Linked DNA regions of Homo sapiens: region 1 is linked to region 2. Evidence: read pairs that join two places in POLR2A ChIA-PET (ENCODE). Cell type or tissue: Panc1. All regions are shown on one strand. Links, peaks and the distances in the headings refer to the core of each region. The heading gives the core; the rest is flanking DNA. Region 1 has its middle 280 kb from the start of SLITRK6. Region 2 has its middle 340 kb from the start of MIR4500.

Region 1 (10,508 bases), core at 1,482-9,481, 1.2 Mb before region 2:
GAGTTACATTTTCTTGTTTCTTTGAATGTTAATAAAGGAGATGACATATAATAGCATGAGATTTTCTTCTCTTGTTATTTAATGTGCTGAGCTAATGTGTAAAGCCAACATTTCCTGTTTTGTCACATTAGCTATTTGTGTTTCATGATGCAAAATTGAATCAGGTTTTATTACTTTGAAAATATTTAAAAAATATATATCATTTTCTTACTACATTAGTTATTTATTTCCCTTCATACATAGAATGTCATAGTCTTCTGCTTGTAACACAGTAGCTGCTACAAAGGCCATAGTGATTTTACAGGGAAGCTTTAAAAAAATAAAATCTGAAAAAAAAGAAGTTATGAGACAGATGATATTATAGATAAACCAGAAGGGAAAAAATAAACAAAATCTGGAAGCTTTGCTTTGTTTATGACATGAAAAAATAACCGTAAATCAGAATGATACTTGACAAAAACACTGCAGTTCAGTTTGTTAATAGTTCTTAAACTGAATTTCAAATTAGATGAACTAAAGTAACAATGTTTGAGGTATGAATTGAAATTATATTCAAAGTGAAGATTGCATGTACTTGACTATTGATGGGCAAATATGTAAGTAACATTGTATAAACTACAACAATAAACATATTTTGTTTGAAGGTAGAAGCTGAATAAAAAATTCATGACAATAGAGATTTATTTAGAATTTCAAATTGAATAATATGCCCAATAAGTATGGCAATGTAAATGTAGGAATGTACTTTATGATTAAACAAATTAAAATTGGTCAGTAGTCATATAAATTTTTTATAAGTATTCATAGTTACAATTGCAAGTTGCTAGGAACTTGTAAATTCTTCATTTTGTCAAAACAATTTTTTAGGAAATAATTCCTATTAAATACAAATATACTTATAATAAAAATTTCAAAAATCATAAAATATAACAAAATGCGTAGTTTTTGCGTAATTTTTTCCAATAAATGCTGTGTTAAGTGGGTTTAATTTTTGAAACTGGATAGTTAATAAAGTCGGTTTGAAATCTTTGTGTGCACATTTAACATTTGTGCTATACTTTGTTTTTTGTAAATTATACCTTTAAAAACATTAATTTATATATTACATGTGTATCTACTTTCATGTCAACCGTCTCCATTCTTTTATTTTTATTTTTATTATTTTTAGACGGAATCTCACTCTGTCACCCAGACTGGAGTGCAGTGGCACAATCTCAGCTCACTGCAACCTCTGCCTCCCCAGTTCAAGCAATTCTCCTGCCTCAGCCTCCTGAGTAGCCTTAATTACAAGTGTGCATCACCACATCTGGCTAATTTTTGTATTTTTAGTAGACACGGGGTTTCACCATGTTGGTCAGGCTGGTCTTGAACTCCTGACCTCGTGATCTGCCTGCCTCAGCCTCCCAAAGTGTTGGGATTACAGGAATGAGACACCATGCCCAGCCAACAGTCTCCATTCTTAATTATGACATAATTACTTATTTGTTTTCTCAGCCATACATGTATTTTCATTATCTGAATATTAACAACAATTGTAGCAACAAAAATATATTTACTTTAGTTTAATATTATTTTTACTGTTTATTTTTTCCACAAGACTTATTTAATTAGGTATATAAGATCAAATTACAATGTTTTAGAGTAACTTGAAATAGTTCCTCTGTCTGTTATATAACCAATTAGATATAAAGGTAGGGTAACTTATTTTGCATTCAAATTTAGTTATTTTATTTTAAATTTAATTAAGTTTTATACTTGTATAAAATTTTAATGTGGACCCAAAGTCAATTTTTTTAAAAAGCTATAATTAAAGAAGTCTAGTATCTATTATAGTACCCTCTACCTTACCTTCTCCCATTTTATTTCATGATTCATCTTGCTATATTCTTGTACATAATTGAATTTCTATTTCTAGCCTTCCTTTTGTAAATTAATGTTAGTGAATAATAAAATATTCTTTATTTACACTTTTATTTATTTCACTTAATGAAATATCCTAATGATATTTCATAATAGTATATATAAATACTCCTCCTTGTTTTTGTGGCTGTACTCTGTTGTGAGGGAAGCATCAAAGGCTGTTTGACTCATCTTCTAGTGGTGTGCATTTGGATTATTGCCACTCTGCAGTCTTTACAAATACAGTTAATGTCAAAATTAATGTCAATAAAATTAAAATGTTAATGCATTTTACAATTTTGTCACTGTATCTTTGGGATATATTTTTTAGAGCTTGCTGAGTAAAAGTGTTTAAGAATAAGTAGTATTTCTAGATGTTGGCAGATTTTATTTCAGGACGATGGAACCATTTAGCCATCCCAGAAATGATGTATATTTACTTTTTTACAGTTCACCAAGAAAGTATGTTGTTGAACTTGGATTTTTGCCATGCAAATAGGCAAGGAACAGTATCTCATATAGTTTTAATTTTTATTCGTTTATTATAAGTAAGAGAAGGCATATTATTTTGTTTAGATCCATTTTTTGAACTGTTTAGAAACTTCAATTTTTTGTTGTTAGTAATAAAATGTTACCTTCTAAGGGCATTATTTTTTATGATAAAAGATGGTTGGTTAAAAAAGGTTTCTACATGTAGAAATTGTCAGAGTTCAAAAGAGTGGTTTTAACTTATTCTGAAAACAATTATTAGGTTGGTGCCAAAGTGATTAAAAAAATGGCAAAAACCACAATTACTTTTGCACCAACCTAGTATCATTGATCTTCCATGTGCAAGTCACTCGTCTAGGTACTAGTAACAATGTGATAAGCAAGATAGATATAGTTCTTGCTCTCATGAGCCATGGAATGAGCCATGGTTTGGTGAAAGAAACAGGCAATCAATAAGTAAAGAAGTGATCAAACAGAAAAAGAAGTGATCAAACAGAAAAATTTCAAATATTGTTAACTACTAGTTTATTAAAAGCAGAGATTGTTGGGGATGGGATAGTGTTTAATAAAGAGCTTTCACTGACGATCTCTTTGAGGAAGTGACTTTGGGATTCAGACAAAAAAGAGAGAGAGAGCTATTTGATGTTCTTAAAGAAAAGCAGAAAGATACAGCAAATGTGAAGACCTGAAATCCGTAAGGAACTGGCCAGTTTGGTGCACACAAAGATGTCCCATTGGCTTTAAATGTCACATGCATTAGAGTGGCATGGATCAAATAAAAAAGGAGGGAGTTGGCCGGGCGCGGTGGCTCACGCCTGTAATCCCAGCACTTTGGGAGGCCGAGGCGGGTGGATCACGAGGTCAGGAGATCGAGACCATCCTGGCTAACATGGTGAAACCCCATCTCTACTAAAAATACAAAAAATTAGCCAGGCATGGTGGCAGGCGCCTATAGTCCCAGCTACTTGGGAGGCTGAGGCAGGAGAATGGCATGAACCCAGGAGGCAGAGCTTGCAGTGAGCCGAGATTGCGCCACTGCACTCCAGACTGGGTGACAGAGCAAGACTCCATCTCAAAGAAAAAAAAAAAAAAAAGAGGGAGGTGCCAGATCATTTACCATTCTGAGATTCTGAGACATATAATTAAGGTGTTCAATTCAATTCTAGGTTTATAGGAAGCTATCAGAGGCTTTTATAAGAGGGAAATTATAATTAATGCCCTTATAAAGATAACTCTGGCAATGATGTAGGGAACACACTGGAACTGCACGGCAATAATGTACACAGAGATGCCAGTAAAAGGCTATTGCAAGAGTTCAGGTAAGAGGTGATGGCTGCATCAGCATTCTTTCAGAAATTCCTGCATTGGTTCTCCAAAATCTCAATAAAATACAGTCCTGCTCCTCAAATTCTTCATGTTTTAAAACTGTTTATCAATAATACTGAGAGCTTATTATATGCTAGGCACAGTTCCAAGATTTTACATGAGTCAATGCATTTAAACCTTCCAGTTTTATGAAGTAGATAATCATATTACAGAAGTAATTGAACTCCAGAAAGGTTAGCTAAATTGCCCAGGTCATACATCTGGAAGCAATGAGCATTTGAATCCAGATTGTCTTCACTCTGGCCTGGAATTTTTGTTGATGTTGCATAGAAAAACTCTTGCAGTTAAAAAAGTAGGTAGTGTTAAAATCTATAATCACATTTAAAAATCACTCTAAGAATATATTTAAGATTGTAAATATATTAGCTCATTTCAATACTGATTTTACCTCTATTATTAGCCAGTTAAAATTAGAAAATATTTTATTATAAAAGTCATATGTCTTGGGAATTGTTAAATGAAAGTTTTTACTTACAGTATAATTTATAAATATAGATGCAAAAGAATCAAATATAGACATTTCTGTCTTCAGTGAAAATTTAAACATTAGACTATTTTGTTACATTTAAAATAATGTTCACAAAACGTGTTTAAACTAGATTTTTAAAAAGGTTTGGGGAAATGATTAGAATGATGATAAAGTTACAAGCACATTATACTACTTGTAACTATAAAAGATGTAACAAATGATCTAAGTACATCATTTGTAGTTACAGGTAGTATAAGGGGGCAGCCACATTTTCTGCAGCTGGTTAGTTAATGCTAAAGATAAGCATGCTAAACATTTGACTATGAGAGCACGCTGGCTTTAAAGGGAATTGAGACATGCAGGACTTCATGTGCATTTCCTTTTGAGTACAACAGTATCACTCTCCAACACAGACACACATTCACCTTTAAAAAACTGTAAGTTGAAATGGCTAAAATTTTTACTGCTATCGTGAAATAATTAGTATATAAAACCAATTTTTGGAGCAAACAAATTGTACATATATGAAAAATTACATTTAGTAATAAGTAATAAAGTTAGTCAACATAAGATAAAGTTACTTTCTCTCATTTTCTGATGATTCATCTTTGGAAGCATGTTTGTTTATTTCCCACTTTGGGATCGTTTTTACTCTGAATATTCATTAAGCAGGGTAGTTTTTACTGCAGGACCATCACTATTTTTCAGAGGACTCTGTTGTTGAAAAATAAATATTGGGTTAAAACCACAATGAGATACCACCTAACACCCACTGGAAGGGCTACCATCAAAATGATGGTAAATAATAAGTGTTGGTGAGAGTGTGGAGAATGTAGGACCCTCCTACATTTCTGGTGGTAACGTAAAATGATATAGCTGTTACAGGAAGGAGTTTGGTAGGTCCTCAAAAAATTAAACATAGAATTGCCATATGGCCCAGAAATTTCACTTCCAGTTATATACCAAAAAGACTTGAAAAACAGGTACTCAATATTTATTCATATTGAATATTCAAATATTTATTCATATTCATATGAATACTTCATGCCAGCACTATTCATAAGAGCCAAAAGTCAAAAAACTTAAACATCCATCAACTGATGAATGAGGAAGCAAAGTGTGGTCTATATGTACAATGGAACATTAGTCAACCATACACAGTGTACAATGTACAATGTACATATGTACAATGGAACATTAGCCAACCATAAAAAGTACTACATCAAAACTACTATTCTGTGCTAAAAGTAGGTGAAACTTGAAAACATGCTAAGCAAAAGAAGACAGAAACAAATGATCTTATATTGTGTTATTTCCTTTATATGAAATATTTAGAATTGGCAAGTCCATAGAGATGGAAAACAGATGGGTGGTTGTCAGTGCTGGAGGAAGGAGGGTGTAGAGAATGATTGTTGAATGATACGGGGTTTTCTTCTAGGGTAATGGAAATGTTTAGAACCTCATAGAGATAATGTTCGCACAGTATTGTAAATGTACTAAATGGCAATGAATTATACGCTTTGAAATCATCAATTTTATGTTACATGACTTTCATCTCAAAACCAAAGAAAATATAAAATATATAAAATTTTGTCAATAAATAAGAAAAAATGACAGAGAAAGAAAATAAATACATAAACATTTGGCATAAAAATGAAATGTCATTTCTTAGGCACTAAAGTGTCGTAATTAGAGAGTGTATGAATGGCTCATAACTTCACTTCTAGTAAAGAAACCGTAAACATTTTAATGGGACTCAAAACACTACAATGTGCTGAGACATGATAAAAATAATAAGATGTGATATAAATCAATACTGAAATGGCAGACTGAAGCCATTTTGATCACAGAATTGTGTTTGTGTGAATAAAATCTCTGGATGAAATGTAGCAACAGAAAGTACTACAATCATTTAAAAATAAAAGATAATAATGAAGATGCCTGTGTGTATTAAACGAACAATCCCCATCCTTTTTGGCACCAGGGACTGGTTTCGTGGAAGACAATTTTTCCCCAGTTTGGTGGAGAAAATGGTTTCAGGATGAAACTGTTCTACCTCAGATCATCAGGCATCATATTCTCGTAAAGACCTCACAAACTAGATCCCTGGAGTTCGCAGTTCACAGTAGGGGTCACATTCCTATGAGAGTCTAATGCCTGCAGATCTGACAGGAGGTGGAGCTCAGGCAGTAATGCTCGCTGGCCTGCTGCACACGTCCAGCTGTGTGGACTGTTTCCTAACAGCCCACCAACCCACTAATTCTAGTCCTTCCCATCTGAGTCATGTTATTTTTGGTGATAAAGAGTTTTGTTGTGGTGGTGGTTGCTGTTTGAGACAGGGTATCACTTTGTCACCCAGCCTGAAGCTGGCTACTAATTTTTAAATTTTGTGTAGACATGGAGTCTAGCCATCTTGACCTGGCTAGTCTTGAACTCCTGGCCTCAAGCAATTTTCCTGCTGCAGACTCCCAAAGTGCTGGGATTACAGGCATGAGCCACCATGCCCGACCACAAATGTGTTTCAATTGACTAAATAGTGCTGGGGTTACAGGTGTGAACCACTGCACCCACTAAGAATTTTTTTGGGAAAAACTTTTATTATTTTGAATAAGTCTTTATGTTGCTTTAATTCTTTCAAGTCACCTGTTTATTCCTTAAGTTCCCAGCTAGCATCAATTTTCAAGTATGTCTTAAAGTCCCACAAGTGAATTCAGTGCTGTGATGTGCTGTATTCTCTAGAAGATTTTTTTAAAAAGAAAAAACAAAAATCTAAGCAACTACATCTCTTCTTACAAAACCTAAAGAATTCATGTGCATTATAATTCTTAATCTTAATGATTAAATAAAAAGAAAAAAGATACTAGTATGTACCAAATTGGAGAATATTGAATCAATTTTTTAAAGATAAAGAACAGATAAAATTTTCAGAAAATAAAATTATTAGTATACCATAAAATATTTAATTAAAAAATATAAATGCTTAACATTCACCTTTAAGGTAGGTACCATTATCATCCTAGCTGATAAAATAAAGAAACTCAGGTACAAAAGATACGATATTTTTCAAAAACATATTAGCAAAATAAAGAAATTAATTTGAATCCATGTAATATAGTTCCAGAATAAATAGTGAATCTAGTTGCCTTTTACGAGTATTATAACAGTATATGTATGTGGTAAATCTTATATTTTGCCCAAATTTAAGAAAACAAAGCTTATTACAGATCTATGTAGATATAGATGGTTTTACATGTATATATATATTTGAAATATTCTGATACAATTCACCATGCAAGACTCAAAGCAATTCCATTGAAGTGACATAAAAAATAATTTTGGAATATTCTTTTCTGAAATAAATTGTAGACATTGCAATTGATTCAGTGACAGCATGAGGGCATCCTAAGATCATGGATATAGTCATTTAATCATGTATACTGGGCTTCAAATGTATCATGCAGGCATATTTCTTTTATTAATACAAAATCACTTTTAAAACAGTCTGTCATCCTGCAATATCTGACAGATGAAAATTGAAACCTTTACAACAAAATATATATTTGTTAAATTTCATGGAATACCTTATCATAACATTTTTGACTTTTATTTATTTTCATACTTTTCCTTATATTACATTAACATTAATATCATAGATGCTATTGGAACATTTGTTCCGTCCTTTTGTGAGAATTCCTGATCAAAGTAAAGTGATACTTGCCTGGCACCTATGCTTCCTCTCCATCCCCTATTTTCCCAGCTGATAAAAGTAGAGCAACACTTTATCTATACTTGGGAGTCAGAATCTCTGCATTGATAACTTAATCCAGAAGGTATAGAGACTGGAACCTGCAGACATAGGTGCATTAAAATCTCCTGAGTTCTGCATTACTGAAATAGAAATAGTTCCTGTAATCTATTTAATACCCTAGAAAACGTCCAACATATTACTTTTTATTTTTTAAACTTTGGTTGTATAACATGTTTTTATTAAAGTGAAAATAAAAATTGACTTAATGGAATGAAACTGATGTTTAAAAAGTAATTGATACTCATTATCAAATAAAATAGAACATATTGAAGCAATTACTTTATTGATAAAGAATATTTCACATGTACTGAAAAATATGAATTTTTTAAATAAAATTGATATCTATAAAAGAGCATTTCAGCATACATTTTAAAGTCAGACAAAATTGTACTTGATAAATCATGAAATATGTGTGTTAGTGTACTAATTTTTAAAGTAAGGTAGTAAAAGCTTATTATGGCATTTTAGTAAAGAATCAAAATATGGAAATTACATACTTTAGTATATGGAACATTAAAAGTTATCAATAAATTTAGTTGTTATTAGTATTTTCAACATGTTTTCCATTTTTACAAGGAATTTATCATTACTTATCCTACATTCTTACTTATGAAAGCAATAATAAATTATTTTAACAGCATAGTTTAGCTTTTCATTTCTAAACAATTATCAGAGCTATATTTCAAACTTTTATATTTGCTTGAAGTAAGAAGCCACTTTATTTTGAAATCTAAGGCAAAATAAAAATGCAAGCTTAGTGTGAAATCTCACATCCTTAAAATTCAGATATCTGACAACTGGAAAATGTTAAAACTATAAAATAATAGCAGGCAAACACTCTAGTAAGCAATAATAAAAGATACAAAGAAATACTGATAGATCACATCTGCTCAGTGAGTAATCTGCTGTGTGTGTGTATCTGTGACACAGAGAGAGAGAGAGAGAAAGAAAGAGAGTGATATGATTCATTCTGAAGTAATAGTCATCATGGTAATATCTTGTGCCAAACTGACATATATATATATGTTTTGCTCACTTTTCTATTTTCTCACCATCACTAGCTAGGCTTATAGTAAGAACCTAATATAACTAGCTTACATTTTCATCCTTACAACAAGACACCCAGGCTAAGGGTGTATATGAAATGTGTGTATGAAAACACATTTTAAAATGAATATGTACAGGATAATTTCATGCTAACATATACATATTTATACCTCAATACATTTTTGACAAGTCATTTAATAGTGCTCTATAACATGTATATTAACATTGGAATAATAAGTTGAGAGCTAATTCTCTCTAAGTCTCTCATGTTTCTGCATCTCATTTGAGCCTTTGTTACTGCATGACATGCAAGTCTTGGTTCCAAACTCTCTTTTCAAGAACAGTTTCATAGCAGTGTACCTCGGAAAACTGATATAGTGTCCCTTTGTGGTGCAAAGGGCAGGCAGGCATGCTTACTGTCCAGTAAAAGAAAAATGTCTCCCTCCTGAACTAAGGTTTGGCATGTTCACTGCCATTATAAAATTTTCAGGTTTTCTAAGCTCAGAGCCCCTGTCCTGTAAAGCAATCTACTCCATATGCAAGCATGCTTTCAGGCCCATATGCAGCAGTCTTATGGGACTATGGGGTGCAAGAAAAATCAATACATTATATTGTTTTTCCAAAAACAAACAAATATATTGATACTTATGTGTGATAAAGTCCTCTGTCTCTGACCCAGGAGTTGTGGGACTTCTGCCAGCATTTATTAAACTGTGCTAGGATAACTTGTTATGTTGTACACAGGATAAAAATCTCAGATCTTTTATATTTCTTGATAGTTTTGATACATGATTCTATAATTAAAGGACATGACTTTCTGGAAGATGAAGGATGGGGGCCTTTTGAGGCAATTAATAGGAACCCAGAGAAGTCCATGGGAATAGATAGTTGAGATGTTAACAAATCATATGGTACACAGGGCAGTAAATGATGCTTCCTATTTTATGCTGTTAATGAGAATAAATTGAGAAGTGGTTCCAAGCCAATTGTTAGAAACAACAGACAACGACAGAGGCCTGAAAAGTACCCTGTTTGTTACTTTCTATTCTTTGAGAGGTGGGGATTAGCAGAATTTAAGAAAAATAGAAGATGGGATGAGGATAGCTTGATGCTGACTTCCAGATTGGTCAGCATCAAGCTATCCTCATCCCATCTTCTATTGCTAATATTCCAGCCCTTTTCAGGAAACAGTTACAAAGATGTGCACAGCATTAGTCCATTCTCACACTGCTAATAAAGACATACCCAAGACTGGGTAATTTATAAAGGAAAGAGGTTTAATTTACTGACACTTCAGCATAGCTGGGGAGGCCTCAGGAAACTTACATTCGTGGTGGAAGGAGAAGCAAACATCCTTCTTCACATGGCGGCAGCAAAGAGAAGCACAGAACAAAGGGAGGGAAAAACCCC
Region 2 (10,508 bases), core at 1,136-9,135:
AGCCACCGTGTCTGGTCGACTTCTATATATTAATCTACATCCATTTATGTGCTATTTGACAAAAAGAAAAGAAAAATAAAAACAACAATGTGCCTCATAGTAATTCCTATTTTGAAAATATACATTGTTTATATTTATAGTTATGAAATCGGTGGGGTTATAATTTCAGCACAAACTAGGTCAATCCTCCTTCCTAGGTATCAATTTAAACCTCAAAATTACTTCACATTCACTTTTACTTCCTTCCCAAATAATACGAAAAGTGATCTAATCTAATCTTTTTAAGACTTACAAGAAACAGTCAGAATACAATTAGTTGACCAAATTATTACCTGTGAAAAATAGAGTATCAAGTTAATGCTGCAATGAAAATCATAAGGAATCACAAACACAAAAAGCGAAATCACAAATGAAAATATAACTCTTTTCTTTTGAAAACTTTTCCATAACGTTTTTCACATTAACGTTTGGCAAATATTTCTTATACATATATATTATCACTCTTAGCAGTGCTCATTTAGCTTTCTCATTTTTTCAGTCATTTTCAAGTAACCTTCTAGTAACTTTTGAAGGAAATACTTTCATTAAAGGATAACATATAGAGTGAAAAGTGCACAAATCTTACGCACTGTCCTATGAACTTTTACTTGGTGAACACACCAATGTGAGCTTCACTCAGATCAAGAATATTGGCGGGGCGCGGTGGCTCAGGCCTTTAATCCAGCACTTTGGGAGGTCGAGGCGGGTGAATCAAGTGAGGTCAGGAGTTCGAGACCAGCTTGGCCAACGTGGCGAAACCCCATCTCTATAAAAAATACACAAATTAGCTGGGCATGGTGGCGCCAGTTCCTGTAGTCCCAGCTACTCAGGAGGCTGAAACGGGGGAATCAATCACTTGACCACGCAAGGCGGAGGCTTCAGTGAGGCGAGATCGCGATCATGCCACTGCATTCCAGCCTCCAGGCTGGGCAACAGAGTGACACTCTGTCTCAAAAATAAATAAATAAAAATACATATACATATACGTATACATATAAACACATGTATGTGTGCATATATCGTCAGAACCTTAAGAGCTTAAGTGTCACTTCCTTGTACCACTGCCTGCACCCTCACCCTCTGAAAGCTTTATTGATATTCTTTCATCTGGCACAACTAGAAAGGGAGAAGTTAGAACTACTGACCTGCAATTGATTTATCTCCCGAATACCATTAAGCAACTCCTAACAGAAAGAAAAGAAGGGAATCAATTTGGCATAAACTCCTTTATTTTACGTAACTAAACTTATGGGTAAATTAGCTAACACTATTTCTTAGGACAATGAAACTTATCTACGGAATGCCTGAGAAAGGCTGACCCTAAGCATTGCTTATAGATAATAAGTACAGAATTTATGAGTTAAAGAAAACTTCACAGAAACATTGATGACAATGGAGATCTCTCAGACTAATTGTTCTTCTGTTGTGGATGTAAAATCACAAAACCTAGGGATTTAGCAGTTATAGGAAGCCCGGTAATACAGGTTTGCTGTGGAAGAACAGGGAGAGCCCGCTGTATGTGAGACTTATCAGGCTTTTTTCAGAAATGATTGCCTGTATCTTTGTCATTACTAGTGAAGCCTAGTTTTCTTGTTAAGATCTTAGATTTGTGTGAGTTTGATTTGACAATTCAATTATTTGTGTGTTATTTGTTTTGTGTTTATTTTATTTTGTGCTTTTTGGGGGGTTGCATATAGAAAAATAGAGTCTTTTGTTAGTGCTATATTGATCTTGAACCCTGCAGGTTTTCTAAATTCACTTAACAATTCAATTTAAACTGCTATTACTTGAATGTGTACAGTACAAATTGTCAGAAATTTCTTGTTTTATATCATATGGATTGTTTGTGTTGATTTTTGAGAGGTTGGAGGTGGAATCAAATACTTGTTATAGAGTTACCTTTCTTGGCAAGAAGTTAATGCTAAAATAAGATTTATTTAAGTAAAAAATAAAAAAAATAAAATTTGTGTGGAAAAAGAATGTGTGTTCTTTATTTCCTGTGTTGATACATGAACACGTGTGTTTATTGTGGCACTATTCACAATAGCAAAGACTTGGAACCAACCCAAATGTCCATCAATGATAGACTGGATTAAGAAAATGTGGCACATAGGAACCAACCCAAATGTCCATCAATGATAGACTGGATTAAGAAAATGTGGCACATATACACCATGGAATACCATGCAGCCATAAAAAATGATGAGTTCATGTCCTTTGCAGGGGCATGGATGAAGCTGGAAACCATCATTCTCAGCAAACTATCGCAAGGACAAAAAACCAAACACCGCATGTTCTCACTCATAGGTGGGAATTGAACAATGAGAACAGCTGGACACAGGAAGGGGAACATCACACACCGGGGCCTGTCCTGGGGTTGGGGGAGGGGGGAGGGATAGCTTTAGGAGATATACCTAATGTAAATGATGAGTTAATGGGTGCAGCACACCAACATGACACATGTATACATATGTAACAAACCTGCATGTTGTGCACATGTACCCTAGAACTTAAAGTATAATAAAAAATGAGGAAATTAATTATATCTAACGAATTAGATTGTTCTGAGTATTAAATTTGTTAAGATATGTAAAGCTCTTAGAACATTCCAAGGATGGTAATTTTTGTTAATGTATTGTATGTGATATTTGCTTATGCATGCAAGATTATGAAGTGAGTAATATTTATGGAAAATAAGATTAGAGAAAACTAAAAAAAATTAAATAGTCATCACTGATAATATGGCTGCTTTATTTTGTTTCTATACTTGTCTCCATACTACTTTTTCCTATCAATTTATTTTTTCTAGAAACTTCTGTATCACATAATTTCTGACAAAGATAACTTTCTGAAAAATTTTATGATAAAATGGGAAATATTAGAATAACTGTATTATTTTAATTGATGTAAGCTAGGACCACCCACTTGGGAACTAGCCATTTTCGAGTCTCTTTTGACATATTTTTCTCCTATCTATATATCCGTAGGGCAAAAACATGTAAAGTGTGTGATGTATCCACCTGTTAGCTCTGTTGTTCCATAAGCTACTTAATGCCAGCCAACTTCAGTGTTTTGTAATTGGTGATTTATTGGATTCAACCTAGATAGACAAGTAAAACAAGAGAGAGCAAACTAAATTGCATTATTTTAGTGCTTCTTTTTTTAACGTAAAAGTGAGGGAAATTAATTACAACTAAACTAACAGTCATATCTGTAAGTGATGCAAACATGAACATTTTACCCCTCGATAATGAAGCAAATCCTCTTACAAAGATGAGGAAGATGGAGCATGGTGTTCCTGAGCTTCCCCTTTCAAGTATAATCAGATTGGATTCCGTGCTGGCCTTATGCTTTCTATCTCTGCAATGTTAATACAGCTACTGTGCCTGCATAAGCATTTTTCAGTTTTGCAATATAAATAAAATAGCAATTACCACATAGAATGACTTAAAAGTTTGCAGACAAGCAAAGAATGTGGTACTTGGGAATGGTACTTGGTAAATATTCAGTAAATGTAACTTCAACCAATATTATTGTGGTACAGATAATAAGAGAAATAGTTTTCATTTTTTTAATCTAGCATTGGATGAAGGTTTTACCTAATGTTTATAGGACTTCACCAATGGATGAGTATCCTAAAATATAAAAACTTATTATTTAGCTATTTGACAGTTCTTTACTATTTTTGGAAAGATATTTTAATAATCTTTAAATATCAGATAGTGATTTTCTATATTGTCTTTAGAACACCAAAAGCAAAGCCATGACAAGGAATACATTTGATTTTCTTCTTCTTGGATTTGATAGTGGGGACATGTCTAGGGGTGGTAAGAAAATGTCGAGTTTTAATTTTGAAGAATATTTTCACTTGACAATTTAAAATTTCTACTTAATTGTTTTCAAACAGTTGTCATGTGCTTAACCATAATTGTATTACGAATATGTTAATGTGCATTTCAATAAAATGTGAAAACACAATGTATTTTTGAAAAAGCAAATGTGGGAATAATCCGAGTTGCTATGGCATACACATGTCCTTTAGTGGGCTGGCTTATGCCACCACGATTAAGGCATCCGGAGAAATAGGTATCAATATTTTCCTTGTGATATACTCACTAATCATTACTTTACTCATCCAACTGATAGCATGTCGTCATTTGCAATACATATATTTTTATGATATTTAAGATTTTCAAATAACACAAATTAAAATTTTATTTTTTCTATATTTTTATCTGTGCTAAAACATTTTGTTTTACTATGAAGATTCAAATTGCTCAGTAAGCAGCTAGTATATTTGGGTTTTGTAACATATTTCTAAACAAATATTTTGTTTCTTCATCCTTTAAAATGTCAGCAAGTCAGGAACATAGTAAGTGATATCGTTATGGTAAAGAGATGTACCTTTATTTGCTTTGGTATTCTTATTCTTTTTCTATACTGATAAATGAATTAAAAAGTCCATGTAAATATTTTGTTTACCATAAAATCAATGTCCCAGTTCATATAAACCTCTAAAAATGAAAAAAAAATGTAGGGAGTTAGTTAAAATTTGTTTAAACTCCAGTGCAATTTTCAAGTATGTATTGTTTCCAATACAATTTAGACATCAATTCATGGATTGGTTTTCAAAAGCTTCATTATGAAAGTATTTCATGTAGTCTTTCATTTTAGGAATGCCTAAGGCATGATTTGTTAGTACTACTTATTTTCATGGTTATATATTCGCATCTACTCTGTGAAGAACAGAAAAAGAATAATGAATACATTTCAGGGAGAAGATCTGTAAAACAGGCTTTACATGTTATTTAAAATGAAGCCCTCTTCTCAAGAGATTGTTTTACCATTTCAAGAAAGAATACATTAAATAGTCAGTCCCATACACCGCCCAAATAAACTAAGTCTAAAACAAAAAATATGTGCATGAAAGAGAAAAATGTTTCCTGCCCCCCCGCCCCTTGCAAAGTATATATGTCTTTCTGTTTTGGCTGTATCTACTGTGACTACACCTGACCACCTTTTTCATTCCTTTAGCTCTATGCAGAGCTGAACACTGGGCAGCAATTTTTAGAATTATGCTGATTGGGATAATCTTCTTCATGATGTGCTGATTTCAAAAGCCTAGTATCCCTGGAGTTGAATTTGGAAAGCTGTAAATCGGTTTCCTAACACTACATTTTGCAATGTGTAAATTAATAACTTGGCATTTCACAGCTGTTTTAAAGGCTGTGCTTTAAAGAATGAAATATCAATCACAAATATACATCTACCCAGAAATGTCAAATCCCACCCAAATGAATACCACTGCAAATTAGCAGCAGGTCACATTGTTCTGCTGTTCTTTCACCTGTGATGCATTTCCTTCTTTTCCAGGTTAAGAGCGCCCCCTGGAGAGGCTTAAAGCTATTTTCTACCCCATATTAAAAGATGGGTGGTGAGCTGCTTTAATAACAGAACATAGTATCCAAATGCTAAGCCTATTTGAAAGAGGCAGTGTGGTATAGTAAAAGAAGAAATTAAACTGGGGTCAAAATACCTGGATTGAATTCCCAAGCCTGTGCTTAGGAGTTATTTGCATTTAGGCCTCTCATGACATCAGTTTTCACATCTTTAAAATTTGCCTCACCTGTTCCACAGGGTTATCTAAAATTGCCTTGCCTACCTCAAGAGGCTTACAAAGTTAACATTGCCTAATAAATATTCAGTATTAGTTTTCAAAATAAGCTTAGAGAATTATAGAGATTATCAATGCTATAAAGATTAATGTTTCTTTCTATATGATATGCTAATGTATGGATGTGTCCCTGGTTCAAGAGGTTACTAGAGGATCATTAATTTGTCTCCCATATGAATAATTAATAAAATAAATTATTATTTAGTGACTGAGTCCATGTGAGTAAATATAGGTCAGAGCTACTTAACTACATTTCATGCCTAAAGGACTTGTATTATCTCTTCACCAATTTTCTAACTATCAAATTCTGTCCCTAATATGCCATTTCTAATTTCCAAGTAGTGATTTACTCTTGGAATTTTAAAAAAATATTTCTGTTCTTTTACTATCTGCATGAAGTATATATTATATTATCTGTTGGGTTGAATTTGTGTCTTCCCAGCTGGACTGTAAAATACTTAAGAATGGGAAGAATGTTTTATTCACTTGCATTCAACACATTGATCTATACACAGAAGGGATTCAATAGAAACATACAGAGTGAGTGAATAAGACATATACTAATTGTGTATTATATTTAATTTCATTCAGTCCTGGAGCCAGCCAGTATTTCCTGGTATCTTTTAAAAAAATTAATATGAAGGATGATATTAAGAAAATATAATCTGCCATTCATTAATGTCCTCATTTCAATGAATTATCCATAATATTTTAAGAACAAATATTTTGTTGGAAAAAGCTATGCATGGAAGCACTATTTTCTGAAGTGAAATTTTATCCAAACCATGTGGGTGGTACTATGGCTGTACCTTTTTTAAGTTTTAATATTTGTTGTTTATGAGTAAAATGAACTTATCAAATGCATATGAAAGGTTCAGAAATATTATAAATGAACTAAATATTCATATTAATCAATTACTTTAATTAGGATCAATTCCACCTATAGAGTTTGACATTACTATTTTAGAAACTATTTTGATTTAATTCTGTGTTGGATTATAAAAAACAAGTTACAAAAAAAAAATAAAAATAAGATCCTCTTTCTTGCGTGATATTCAGGGGAGCCATATCCCAGGGAAGTAATAACAAGCAATCTTCTTATAAACTTGGGTAACAAACCATATATCATCCAAAAAAGCTATTAAGCATTAAAATTTATGAGAACACATCCATATACCCATAAAAATTATAAGAGTGACTTGAGGATGGCTGCTTTAGTATTTTACAAAATTTTATTAGAAATAATGTCTTAGTTCATTCAGACTGCTGTAACAACAAAATAGCTTAAACTGGGTGGCTTATGTACAACATAAATTTATTTCTCACAGTTTTGGGTGCTGGAAGTCCAAGATCAAGGCCCTGGCAGATATGTTGTCTGATGATAGCCCGCTTCCTCATGGACAATGCCTTCTTGCTGTGTTCTCACATGCTGGAAGGGACAGAGTCTCTCTAGGGTTTCTTCTACAAGAACATTAATCCAATAGATGAGGGCGCTGCTGTCATGACCTAATCACCTCCCCAAATCCCTACCTCCGAATATTATCATACTGGAAGTTAGTATTTCAACATATTAATTTTTAGGGAACGCAAATACTAAGATGATATGAGATAATATTATACATGGTGAATGTTCTATGACAATCCTCTCCATCTTCACAAGTCATACCGGATGGCTTCATCTATTAATACCTCCAGCACTGGAAATAGTATTCTGTTTCTTGTCCTGGAATGAAATTAGCTTTACATAATTATCTCCATGCTAATAAAAAATAAAATCTTGTTTTAGATTCTTCACACTAATGTAAAACCAGTTTTGAAGATATAATGATTAAATGGAGGTATTTGGCTATACAGCAGGATTTTGCTGGTGTTCCTGTGAAGAATCAAATACATGGAAAGGCTGAAACTCCAAAATCAAATGCAAAAGCAAGCTAAATTCTGACAGCCTACTAAGACATAATTTAAAATAAAGATTATTTCTTTATTTCCTGCAAAGACATAATTACAAGATATTCTGGCTCAATTTTAGAAACACAGTCACGCATCCTCTAACTCATATGCACGCTTTTCTTTTCTCACTATGCATCGCTCAACCTTCAGGACCTGAATTTGCGCTCTAATTCCACTGACTGTACTGGGCTGGGACTGGGGAACAGTTTCTGCCGCATTCACTATTACTTACCTCCTGGTCACATCCTGCTTTCTCAGAAGCAGGTTTAAGTCTTTCTGATCAGTTTAAAGAGACAAAAACCACAAAACAAAAAAAAACAAAACAGTAAAAAATAAAGTTTAGGCATTTTCCCACAATTTCTGGTTCTGATTCATACAGCTCAGAATTTTATTTTTGGAAATTGATAATGTATAAAGAAAAAAATGTATCTGGGCAAAATCATCTTCAAAGTTAGAAGATACTGGTTAAAGCAGAATTGTCAATATCTTTCTGCAGATTGTGACACACACACGCACACACATATACATGTGCACATATGTACATGTACATGTGTGTGCATGTGTATGTATATGTGTGTATATACAGAGAGAGAGCCTTACAATATTCATGTACATTTTCCAGGAAATTCTACTTTGAAAAATTTATTTTGATATTACTATAATATGACTTACCTAAATTTATATATATCACAGACTATTAGAAAGGAGAAATTGGAAACACTGAAATATCCAATAAGAAAACTAGAGTTTAAATATATTAAGGTTCAAGTAGAATATAGTTCTTACATGTTTCACAGCACATTAGAGTATCTACAGTTAACAAAAATGTATTATACTCAGATGACAAATCCCGAATATCCTGACTAGATCACTACACATCGTACACATGGAACAAAAGTTCACATGTACCCCATACGTTTGTATAGAAAAAAAAATGTTTAAAAAGAAAATTAAAGAATTTCAAAACAACAACAAAAGAATACAGTGTAGGTATTTTCAAAGGTACAATTCCCATTTATAACGTACTATTAAGTTAAAAATTAAGAATATTGTGTTCTATGTGACTGAAAATATTATTGTTAGAAAAAAATATGCAGATGTTCTTAACTACTTATAATTGGTAAGATAATCATCTTTTGCTTATCTGTATTTTGTTTATATTCTAAAAAAAGTTTATATATATTTATATATATCTTTTAAAATTCAAAGTTAAGTTAAAAGTAAGCTAAAGAAAATCATTCTTCCCAATAAGAAAGACATTTATATCATTTGACAATAAAATTCCACTAATAAAAATCATCTCAAGATGAATTAAAAGAAGAGCTATTCACTAAGATTTATGTGAAATGACAAAGTGGTTATGTTCACATTAGTGAAGACCAAAAATAACCTGATTATGTTAGAAAGTATTTTTAAATAATATATGGTAAAACCTTTCAAAACATTACTCTTAAATATATATTTTAGGAAAATGTAAATGGAATGAAAAAATGAAGAGAAGATTGAAAACAAGACAGTAAAATGATACGTATAACACCTAAAGGTTTTCTTTTTAAGTCAATATACTGTAAGAAGAAACAAACAAACACAAATTCTAGCTATATCAGGGAGATGTTGCTTTCAGATGCATATTCAGTTTCAGAAATTTTAAAATGTAAAGAATTCACATTGATGATTGAGCACATACAGGTGTGAGGAAAAGAGAAAATATACAAAATACTAAGTCAAAAAATAGGGGTATAAATTCGTTCGTGGATTTGACTTTTTTTCAAAAAAAATTGTAAAGTAATAACAATTTTTTCTCTAACTATGCTATACTGCTGCTCTTCTACCGCTAGTATACTTCCATTATTACTACTACCTTATCCACTACTCTAAATAGGAATACCACTAATTAAATATTATCTTCTCTCTATTAAGCCCTTTATTGACTCATTTAATTCTTATAATAATGCCATTGTTAAATTTCGGGCTGGGAGGGTGGCTCATGCCTGTAATCCCAGCACTTTGGGAGGCCGAGGTGGGTGGATCACCTGAGGTCGGGAGTTCGAGACCAGCCTAATCAACACGGATAAACCCCGTAACTATTAAAAATACAAAATTAGCCAGGCGTGGTGTCTCATGCTTGTAATCCCAGCTACTCGGGAGGCTGAGGAAGGAGAATTGCTTGAACCCAGGAGGCAGAGGTTGTGGTGAGCTGAGATTGCGCCATTGCACTCCAGCCTGGGCAACAAGAGGGAAACTCCATCTCACATACACACACACACTCACTCACACACACACACACAAAAAAAAACCAAAACAACAACAACAATTTGATAATGCCTTTAAAAACCATTTTTTTTAAGAGATGGGGTCTTGCCTTGTTGCCCAGGCTGGAGAGCACTGGCTGCTCATAGGCACAATCATAGCACAATACAGCCTGGAGCACCTGTACTCAAGCAACCCCTCCTGCCTCCATCTCCCAAGTGACTGGAATTACAGACATGAACCACTGCACCTGGCTGCCTTTGAGTGATGAGAAATTTAAGGATTTGTTAAGAACCCTGAAGTAAATTGCCAAACATAAAAGTACTTATTTTCGTTTTTCTTCTATATAAGCTCAACTTCATATTGATTTACAAAGACTCCATGTATATTTTTAAATTTCATAAAGGATTTCCATAAATTGTACTATTTAAACCAATCAGAAACCCTTTTATTCTGGTGGAGCAGTCACTGTTTTCCAAGTATACTATTTGAAGCATAGAAATGAGACACTTGAGACCTATATAAAATATTTGAACATTAATACTTATTCTATGAACAAAGGCCACTGAGAGATGAAAACAACAATCATGACATG

Evidence for each region. Peaks named below come from ENCODE experiments on the same cell type or tissue, not always from the same donor. Only the 100,000 strongest peaks of a DNase experiment are listed, where the experiment ranks them.
Region 1: POLR2A ChIA-PET joins it to region 2 with 8 read pairs; 1 of 35 experiments calls an interaction of 5 or more read pairs at or near these places.

Annotation. Positions count from the first base shown.
Region 1 is chr13:86,078,447-86,088,954 of GRCh38, forward strand. No RefSeq gene overlaps it. Among named protein-coding and RNA genes, the nearest start is that of SLITRK6, 280 kb to the left of the region's middle. In Panc1, for the core only: a CTCF peak has its summit at 7,704; no DNase peak of the experiment used is centred there; H3K27ac peaks cover 2,123 bases.
Region 2 is chr13:87,268,987-87,279,494 of GRCh38, forward strand. No RefSeq gene overlaps it. Among named protein-coding and RNA genes, the nearest start is that of MIR4500, 340 kb to the right of the region's middle. In Panc1, for the core only: CTCF peaks have their summits at 5,436 (motif pointing left) and 5,642; a DNase peak (open chromatin) is centred at 5,438; H3K27ac peaks cover 1,259 bases.